Linked DNA regions of Homo sapiens: region 2 is linked to region 1. A link is a loop called in an ENCODE intact Hi-C map of the cell type or tissue named here. Cell type or tissue: IMR-90. All regions are shown on one strand. Links, peaks and the distances in the headings refer to the core of each region. The heading gives the core; the rest is flanking DNA.

Region 1 (4,388 bases), core at 269-4,268:
CTGTAATCCCAGCACTTTGGGAGGCCAAGGTGGGTGGATCACCTGAGGTCAGGAGTTCGAGACCAGCCTGGCCAACATGGTGAAACCCCGTCTCTATTAAAAATACAAAAATTAGCCGGGCATGGTGGCAGGAGCCTGTAATCCCAGCTACTCAGGAGGCTGAGGCAGGAGAATCACTTGAACCCGGGAGGCGGAGGTTGCAGTGAGCTGAGATTGCGCCACTGCACTCCAGCCTGAGGGACAAGAGCGAGACTCTGTATCAAAAAAAAAAACAAAAAATAAATAAATAAGGAAACTGTGGCTCAGAGAAGTTAAGTAACTTGATAGGAGGTAACATGGACTACTTTTTGATGACCTCTCACTCTAGGAGACTGACCACCACTGACTTCCCCTACTAAGCCCAATTAATGAAGGGAAGGTCAGAAGGACCCCCCCTCGCCCCCCCTCAACCCCCCACAAACTGAACTTCCCACTGGGGGGAGCAGCAGAAGGGAGCTGCTTTTCAGCAGTTGGAAGCCCAGGAGGAAATAGCCCCAGGAGATGTTAAATACCACCTGAAGCCCCTTGGCATGGCTCCATCCTGCAGCATTATTTTTACCCCGGGCAGCAAACATATCCAGCATGTGCAGAAGGAAACTGCCCCCGGCTGGCAGCCCACTACTTAATCTGCATGAAGAGCTGAGCTGGCCAAAGCAGGAGACGGCCATCCTGGCTGGCAACAGCACTGTCAAATTTGATGGGGACACAGTGACCAGGGTAAAGTGCCCAAGCTCTCTGTCAACAAGTAATCAGCATGAAGGTCCTATAACTTCAGGATGTATGGGGGAAAACAAGGAAGAGTTTATCCTGCTGGGATATCCCAACCCCCCTTTTCTTGGGAGACCCAGAAATGTGGCTCTCCCTAATCTACAACCATTCACAGACTGATCTCTCCCTGACAACAGAGGTAATGTAAGTACGCACTGAACATACACGTTTGACACACAGTAAGTACTTAATGAAAGAGAGCAATTAAAACAATAATTTTTTTCCCAGACAGGCATTCCTCTCTTCCCAGAGGTCTTGTCTACCACCTCCCAAGCCCCTGGCAAAAAGAGACAAGGGGCCAGGCGCAGTGGCTCACGCCTATAATCCCAACACTTTGGGAGGCAAGGTGGGCGGATCACCTGAGATCAGGAGTTTGAGACCAGCCTGACCAACATGGTGAAACCCGGTCTCTACTGAAAATACAAAAATCAGCTGGGTGTGGTGGCGCACATCTGTAATCCCAGCTACTGGGGAGGCTGAGGCAGAAGAATTGCCTGAACCCAGGAGGCAGAGGTTACAGTGAGCTGAGATCGCGCCACTGTACTCCAGCCTGGGTGACAGAATGAAACTGTCTCAAAACACACACACACACACACACACACACACACACACACGAGTCAAGGGCACGTGCCCCTCTAACACACTTGGTTAGGATCTTCAAAGCCGAGTTCCAAACTGAAACTACCAGCAAGCAGTTCTTCCAGGACTGGGGAACTCAGCTTCAAGTACACTAGGACCTCCTTGCAGAGGCTATGAGAACCCCTGGTAAGAACTGCTCTGGACAGGAAACAGTCCCTTGGACTGCCCCCTCACCTCTTACCTTGCTACTGGAGTGAAGATAGGTGGGGGTGACAACTGCAGGGAGAGGAATCTGTTGTTTAAATTCTGACTCTTTCCCAACTCAGAGCGATTTTGAGCAAGTTAACCTCTCTGCACAATTGCTTCCTCTCCTACTAAAAGGAAAATAAAGAAAACAGGCCCTGTTTACTAAGCACTAGAGATTGCATTTTTACGTGTGACAGGATAAAGTCACACACTTTGTAATTCCTTAGCTGACAGAGGGCGCTGGATGTGATATGCGGAGGGAAAGACTGACTCCTTTTTCAGCAGACTGCTCTCTGTCCCCTCCCAAGGGGGTGGGTTCACAGGTACTGCCTGAGTATCAACCTACCACCAAGATCGCCCACGTGCCCTTGTTTTCTGAAAGGGTGAAGCTGTATAAGGCCAAGATCAACACCATCAAGTTTGAATCATTCAGGAGAGATAAAGGAGAGACTGAGTCATTCCAGTCTATTACTACGTCTATTACTACTATTATATTCTATCTGAGCCAGAGTGTCTGCTCAGTGATTCTTCTTTTTTGTTGTTTTTACATTTTTTAAATTTTATTTATTTCATTGAGATGGGGTCTCATTGTCCAGGCTGGTCCTGAACTCCTGTGCTTAAGTGATCCTCCCACTTGACCTCTTGAGTAGCTGGAATTACAGGAATGCACTACCATTCCCGGCCTGTTTTAATATTTTTAAATTCAGATATAATTATCATACCATAAAGTTCACCCTTTTAAAATGTACAATTCAGAGGTTTTTCACATTGCTCATGGCTTCTTAAGTCTAAACTTGAAAGTGGAGGAGGCGCAAGAAAGGAGATTTGATTAAAAGGAAAAAAAAAATCTTCCACGTAGAGAAAGGTTTCCAAAGCCCAAGTAAGGGAGATTCTGGTCAAAACCTAAATACTAGGTCTCTCTCTTGAAAATCTTTTCCATATTGGAAACAGGATTATGTTCTAGATCTAAGGCCTACTATTATTAAGTGTGTATAGACCCAGGGCTCCGCTTTCGCCAGTCTAGAAAAGGCATATCACACTGCCCTCTAGTAGACAGCCTAGGAAATGACAGTCAGCTAGGGACTGGACAGGCTTGCGATCTCTGCCCTACAAGATGTGCTGTGTTCTCACACTTACAGGCAGAGAAATTGGAGGGGGTGGAGTTTTTAAATGTTCACTAATGCCTACTAAATAAACATAGAGCTCACCTGAAACAGAATCTAACTGCTTTCCCTACACCTTAATCTCTGCTTAAAAATAAATAATACATTCCTGCGCATGCCTGTAATCTCAGCTACTCGGAAGACTGAGGCAGAATTGCTTGAACCCAGGAGGTGGAGGTCGCAGTGAGCCGAGATCGTGCCACTGCACTCCAGCCTAAGCGACAGAGCGAGACTCGGTCTCAAAAAAATAAAAAATGAATAAATAAATAAATAATACATTCCTTTGTTAAGGGAAAAAAAGTGATTTCAGATTTCTAAAGCCTCTGAGCCTCTTAAGAGTGAGGTGTTCCTAAGAAACAGCGTGAGGGTCCCACAAAAATGAAGTTAAAACCCGAACCCATACAGAAACAAAACCTAGCTGTGCAGAAGGGGTGTGACAATGAGCTAGGAGTTGAATGCCTCCTCTGCCACCTTGGGAAGGCGAGACAGTAGGATCACAGCCCACAAGTTTCAAGCATGCCATAGCACTCCAGCCTGGGCAACACAGCAAGATCTGAGCTGTAAAAATAAATAAAGTACTTCCATCTCATAAATGCTGATTCTCGACACAATTCCAGTTTACATTTTATCTCCCTACCTAAGCCCTTCTCTGACAATCACTGGCCAGAGTTAGGGAAGAGACATCCCTAACTTGGTAGTGACCCCAACTGATACTCCCTTCGGGATTTTCAGGTCTCAAAACTATTTAAAAATCTATGTATGTCTCAAATGGCTGGGGGATGGACAGCCTTTCTTTACAAGTCTGAGAAGTATATAATGTGGCAAAGATAATATGTTATGTGTCCAACAACATCCATTTATCCCTTCTTCCTGATGCATATTATATGCCTCGGGCTCCTTTGCATTAAGAGGGAGCCTTGTGACTAGGTTCTTACCAACAGAATATGAGTAGAAGTGTGTGCCGCTTCTAGAGCTAGCCGGTAACATCTGCCAAGCAATCCTTCACGTTCTGCTCAACTCACTAAAATGGTAATGCCCAACACAACCTTGGAAGCCATAGTGAAGCTGGCATCAGCCTGATCCCTAAACAACTTCATAGAGTATCTCACTCCTACTTTCTCAACCTGAAACGACCTGCATGTTACACGAGTGAGCAGGGGGGAAACACATGTCTATTTGGAGTCTGCTTTAGCAGTTTAGTCTACCCTAACTAATATGGGTACTAAATGTCAATTCCATGAAACCAGACCTTGCTTCTGGAGCTGCACTTAGGGCTTCAGGTGCACAGAACTGAGTTATCACAGGCCTGAGTTCATGATACACGATCACTTTCATCCATGCAAAGCCCTCTTTGCTTCCCTTTCCCCGCTTCATTCTCCATTCTAGTCTCATTCTGTTCCCTCCCACAAACCTATTCTACTGATTAAGGTGTATATCCTCCTTATAAAATAATATCACTTCATGTGTTTATATAGCTGATTTTTGCTTTAAATTTCACTGTTCCTTATTTTTTCACTTGAAGTCTACCATTTCACGAAATTCCTAACAGCTTGCATTTGACTTAAAAAAAAAACTCCATTATATGCATATACC
Region 2 (4,388 bases), core at 1-4,000, 640 kb after region 1:
GAGGCAGAGGAGCTTGGGGAGGACTCTGCAGCCAGCCTCAGCCTGCAGCTGTCCCTCCAGAGGTAAGGATGAGGGGAAGCATCCTCATGAGGATGAGGGCTGGTGGCTGCTCTGTGTGTAGTGGGTATGTGTGCTAGTGCTGAGAGAGATGGGGGTGGGGTTGGCTTGGGGAGGGAGTGGGGAGCTGGGGCGGGTTTGTAGCCTCAGCAGCAGCAGCAGCAGAGGCTCTGCTTAGTGTCCCATGGGATCTGGATATGAGGAAATGTGCCTCTTCCTAGTCCTCAGTCTACAGCTGAAATCAGGGTATGTGGTCTGATTAGAGGAACTTAGAAACTCTTGAATAAGGAGGTGTCTCTTTTGTCACAGCTGCCTCCCTGCAAGGGGCTGGAGCAGAGACTGGTATCACCCTGGCTGCTCCATTCCTGTCAGGGAAGCCCTTTCTCTAGTCCCCTCCCTACCAGCACCCCTGTTTCCAATAGTCATCCTACTTCTTGTCATTCAGCAACCCCAGCTGGAGCCCTGTTATGTGCTCGGCCCAGGGAGAGGGAAGCCCAGATAACTCTGGGTCCAGCTGAGAGGACCTTTTTTCTTAGCCTAGTCAAGAGCGTGGTGGACATTTGCTAGTTGTCTGTCCCCCTAGCAAGAGAAACATGCTGGTCTTAGAATTCATTGGGTTGGAATGAGTCACTAGGGAACCTGAGCAGCATCGATGTGCAATCAACAGCATCCACTGAACACCTGCTGTGTACGGAGCTCCTGGGGTACCATAACCATCTTGCTTCCATTGTGAGGCAGGAGTCTCTAGTCTTTGATGCAAATAATTCAGGGAGAGGAAGGGCGGGGAGAGGGAGGTCTAAGACCCGAGGTAGGGAAATTGTTGGGCTGTCTCTCTTGTCTCTGTCATAGCTCTTTGACCCCAAATGGCGTACATCTTAAGCCTCTTGCTTTCTTACTGGCTTTAACACAGTTGTTTCCTTACTGCTATCAAGGGAGCAGGCCCCAAGCCCACCTGCTGCCTGTGAGAAGGGCAAGGAGCAGCATTCCCAGGCCGAGGAGCTGGGCCCTGGGCAGGAAGAGGCAGAGGATCCTGAGGAGAAGGTGGCGGTCAGCCCCACCCCGCCAGTCTCTCCAGAGGTGTAAGGGCCAGTTTTGTGTGTCTGTCCCTGACCTCCACTGCGTGTGGGCTGCTTCAGTGCCTATTCACTCTTGGGTGGTGGGAGGTGGGGCTCAGGCTCTGGCCAAGGGTTAGAGTGTAGGGAGATTAAGCATATCCTTGGTGCTCTGTGTGCAGCCTTGAGAGCCCCACACAGGCATGACTGATCCTTACCTGGGGTTAGCTTTGGTCTCTGGGGCTCCTGGTCAGGACTTGAGGTACAAGGGCAGATGAGGGGGTACCTCCTGGCTCATTTGCTAAACTTGCTAAATCATGTTTCCTGTCTACCAAGCACTGTTTTTCTCTTCAAAAATGTTGTTGAGGTATGTATGTACACTGCAGTACATAGGCCTAAAGTGTACAGTTCAGTGAAAGTTTGCATCTGTGCACACTGTATAATGGCCACTCAAACAGGGAATGTCTCCATCCCTCGAGGAAGTTTCCTCGTGCCCCTCTCAAACCACTCACCCCAGATCTTCACTGTTCTGGCCTGTGAGCTCCAAGTTCTGGCCAAAGGGTCATTTTTCCAGTTCTCTACTTCACATACATGGAATTATACAGTATACAGGATTGATCTTTTGTGCTTGTGTTCAAAGCTCAGTGTGTTTTTCTGATTCACCTATGTTGTTGAACCAAGTACTTCTAAAATTTAGAAATCATTTAGCTTTTCTCCTTCCATTCTTACCCTTCCCCTTCCTACTCAGTTTTCAGACGAGGAAACTGAGGCTCAGAGAAGTGAAGGGATTCATCTAAGGTAACATCGCTAGTCAGTGGCAGAATTAGAACTAGATTATAGGCCGGGCGCGGTGGCTCACACCTGTAATCCCAGCACTCTGGGAGGCCGAGGCAGGTGGATCACCTGAGGTCAGGAGTTTGAGACCAGCTGGCCAACATGGCGAAACCCCGTCTCTACTAAAAATACAAAAATTAGCTGGGCGTGGTGGCAGGTGCCTATAATCCCAGCTACTTGGAAGACAGAGGCAGGAGAATTGCTTGAACCTGGGAGGTGGAGGTTGCAGTGAGCCGAGATCGTGCCACTGTATTCCAGCCTGGGCAACAAGAGCGAAACTCTGTCTCAAATAAAAACACTAGTTTATAGTCACTAGAGCCCTAGACTTCTGACTTTAGTCTGCAGCCACTGTTCCTTTTCTCTGCATAGAGAAAGAGAAGGATCAGGACTTAACATTTTCCCTTCTGTGAACTGAGCAGGTCTAAAGGATTTGGGACTGACTCATGAGCAGAGACAGGTTTATGCACACATTACTCACAGCAAGTTCATGCACACATTACTCACTGAGAGCTGGCAGGGCACGTGAGCTCAGGATCTCATGTTGTCACCATAACATTGCAGGAGTGGTGTATGGAAGGGGTGGTCATGTCTTTCAGATGGTGATACATCCTACAGTGAAAACTGTGACCTGGAGGAATTATATGGCTTTCCTGTCACCTTGGTGGCTGTGGTTAGCCAGTTCAGGATGCTTTCTGTGAGGACAGGAGGTGGATGTAGTTCAGAGAGAGGAAGATTGGGCAGAGGTCAGAGGGATGTCTTCCCAGGACCTCTAGAGGGAAGCCTGGGCAGCCGGGCTCAGTTGGGGCCTTGGCTTCCCCAGCTCCTCCCCAGTTGCCTTGGCCGATTCATTCCTTTGTCTTGTGTTTCTCCCGCCATCCCAGCGAGGCTGCCCCTGCTAGGGTCTGAGAAATACCTGACCACGCAGTTTCAGTTTATACCATCCCCTTAGGAAATGCCTTCTCTTCCTTTCCTGAGTCTCTTCAGGCCCCATCGCTTCCGTGTTATTAATCTTTACAGCGGCATCAGGAATGGATGGGTTGTCTAGGTTTTGTGGGAGTAGCTCTGTGTCTGTCAGCTTCCAAAGGTGTAGTCAAGCTGGATCTGAAGGGTTAGGAGCAGAGGGCAAGCTAGAGGGAGCAGGTAGGTCCAGGAGGCAACATGTGCCACTCACCGAATGCTTTCTGGCCAAGGCCAGGGCTAGGAAACAGGAAGGTCCTCCCCGTGTCATGCCAGCATCTTTCGTGAGGATTTCCAGAGAAGAGGGTAAAAGAATCCAAACCACCAAGTTGAGTATGAGAGGAGACATAACTTTTGTGGTAGTACCATGAAAACCATTTCACAGTGTTTCTAGGTGCCATTTCCCCGCCCTCCGCTCTCTTTCTTCCCTGTCTCTCCCTGCTTTCCCTTCTTGCTTTCTCTCCCGTATCTTTGAGCTACTTGGTGGCCAGCCTGAAATGATTATGCTCCTGCAGAGCCTCCCCTTTGTCACTCACTGTAGGAAACTGGGTCCCACTGATTCTGATACCTGAGGAGTTGGCCTAGAAATCAGAGCTGTTTCTTCCCCTGGAGTCCTCAACTTCCCAATCATGTCATGGACCTTTCAGGCATTGTTTACTGCCTTGGAACTGAGCTAGCAGTTTGGGCTACTAGACCTTTAAAACAGTGCGAGGGAGAAGAGGTCCACTGACAGACAGCCCAGGTTGCCTCTGTGCAAGTTCACTGGTGCTCATAGCCTGGGCACATGCCCCACATGGTCTGATGCCCCATCTTTCCACAGCATTATCCCTAGGGCTCCACATAGCTTGCAGCCTGCAGGAGAGAGAGACATTAAAAGGTACCATCTCAGGGAAAAAAGATGTTTTCAGCCAAGGTTGGAAATGAGTTGGAGGGTTGATGAGGCGGAGAGCTGTGGGGGAAGCCTCTTTCTGAGGGCAGGATTCTCAGAGGAGGTGGCAGCCACATGTCTTATATATGCATTAATTGGGCTGTGTCAGGGGACTGAGAGGAAGCCAGGCTTTGGAAGGAAGGAGAAGATGGAGTTGGGAGCAGAAGAGAATTGAAGGCATAGGCTGAAGATCATTTCTGGTCCGAGTTATGATTTTAGGAAAGGGGAAACGAAAGGTCTTTATGGTAATTCAGAGATGACAGTAGCCTGTCCTGTCTTCCTCTCTCTATAGTCTCAAGGTGCTGCAATGGGATTCGTAAGCCCTTGTTTTCCTCTACTGTTCTAATCCGGTCCTGCCCGCTGCTTTCCATCTGCAGCGGGGCTCGAGCTGGAGGGAGAAGGGATTCTGAGTCCACAGCAGGGAGGACCAGCTCCCCTGTTTGACTCTTGCCCAGCCCTCTTTGTTTTGGATCATGCCCACACTTTCCGCTTAGGTTGACTGAGCCACCATGCCAGGCCTGCAACAGCCTGAGTGCTGTGCGAGGAGGGTGTGTGGTGAG

What was found. Hi-C counts contacts between places; a loop is a spot of excess contacts. Peaks named below come from ENCODE experiments on the same cell type or tissue, not always from the same donor. Only the 100,000 strongest peaks of a DNase experiment are listed, where the experiment ranks them.
Region 2: a loop joins it to region 1, with 4 times the contacts of the local background. A loop is called at or near these places in 1 of 110 quality-filtered maps.

What each region holds. Positions count from the first base shown.
Region 1 is chr11:116,740,305-116,744,692 of GRCh38, forward strand. No RefSeq gene overlaps it. Among named protein-coding and RNA genes, the nearest start is that of BUD13, 30 kb to the right of the region's middle. RefSeq lists a silencer at 2,663-2,762. In IMR-90, for the core only: a CTCF peak has its summit at 2,675; DNase peaks (open chromatin) are centred at 2,047 and 2,677.
Region 2 is chr11:117,381,807-117,386,194 of GRCh38, forward strand. It overlaps CEP164 (centrosomal protein 164), which reads left to right. Exons shown (of 33, transcript NM_014956.5): 13 at 1-62; 14 at 990-1,136. Among named protein-coding and RNA genes, the nearest start is that of CEP164, 56 kb to the left of the region's middle. RefSeq lists enhancers at 1-433, 601-1,102. In IMR-90, for the core only: no CTCF peak of the experiment used is centred there; a DNase peak (open chromatin) is centred at 2,445.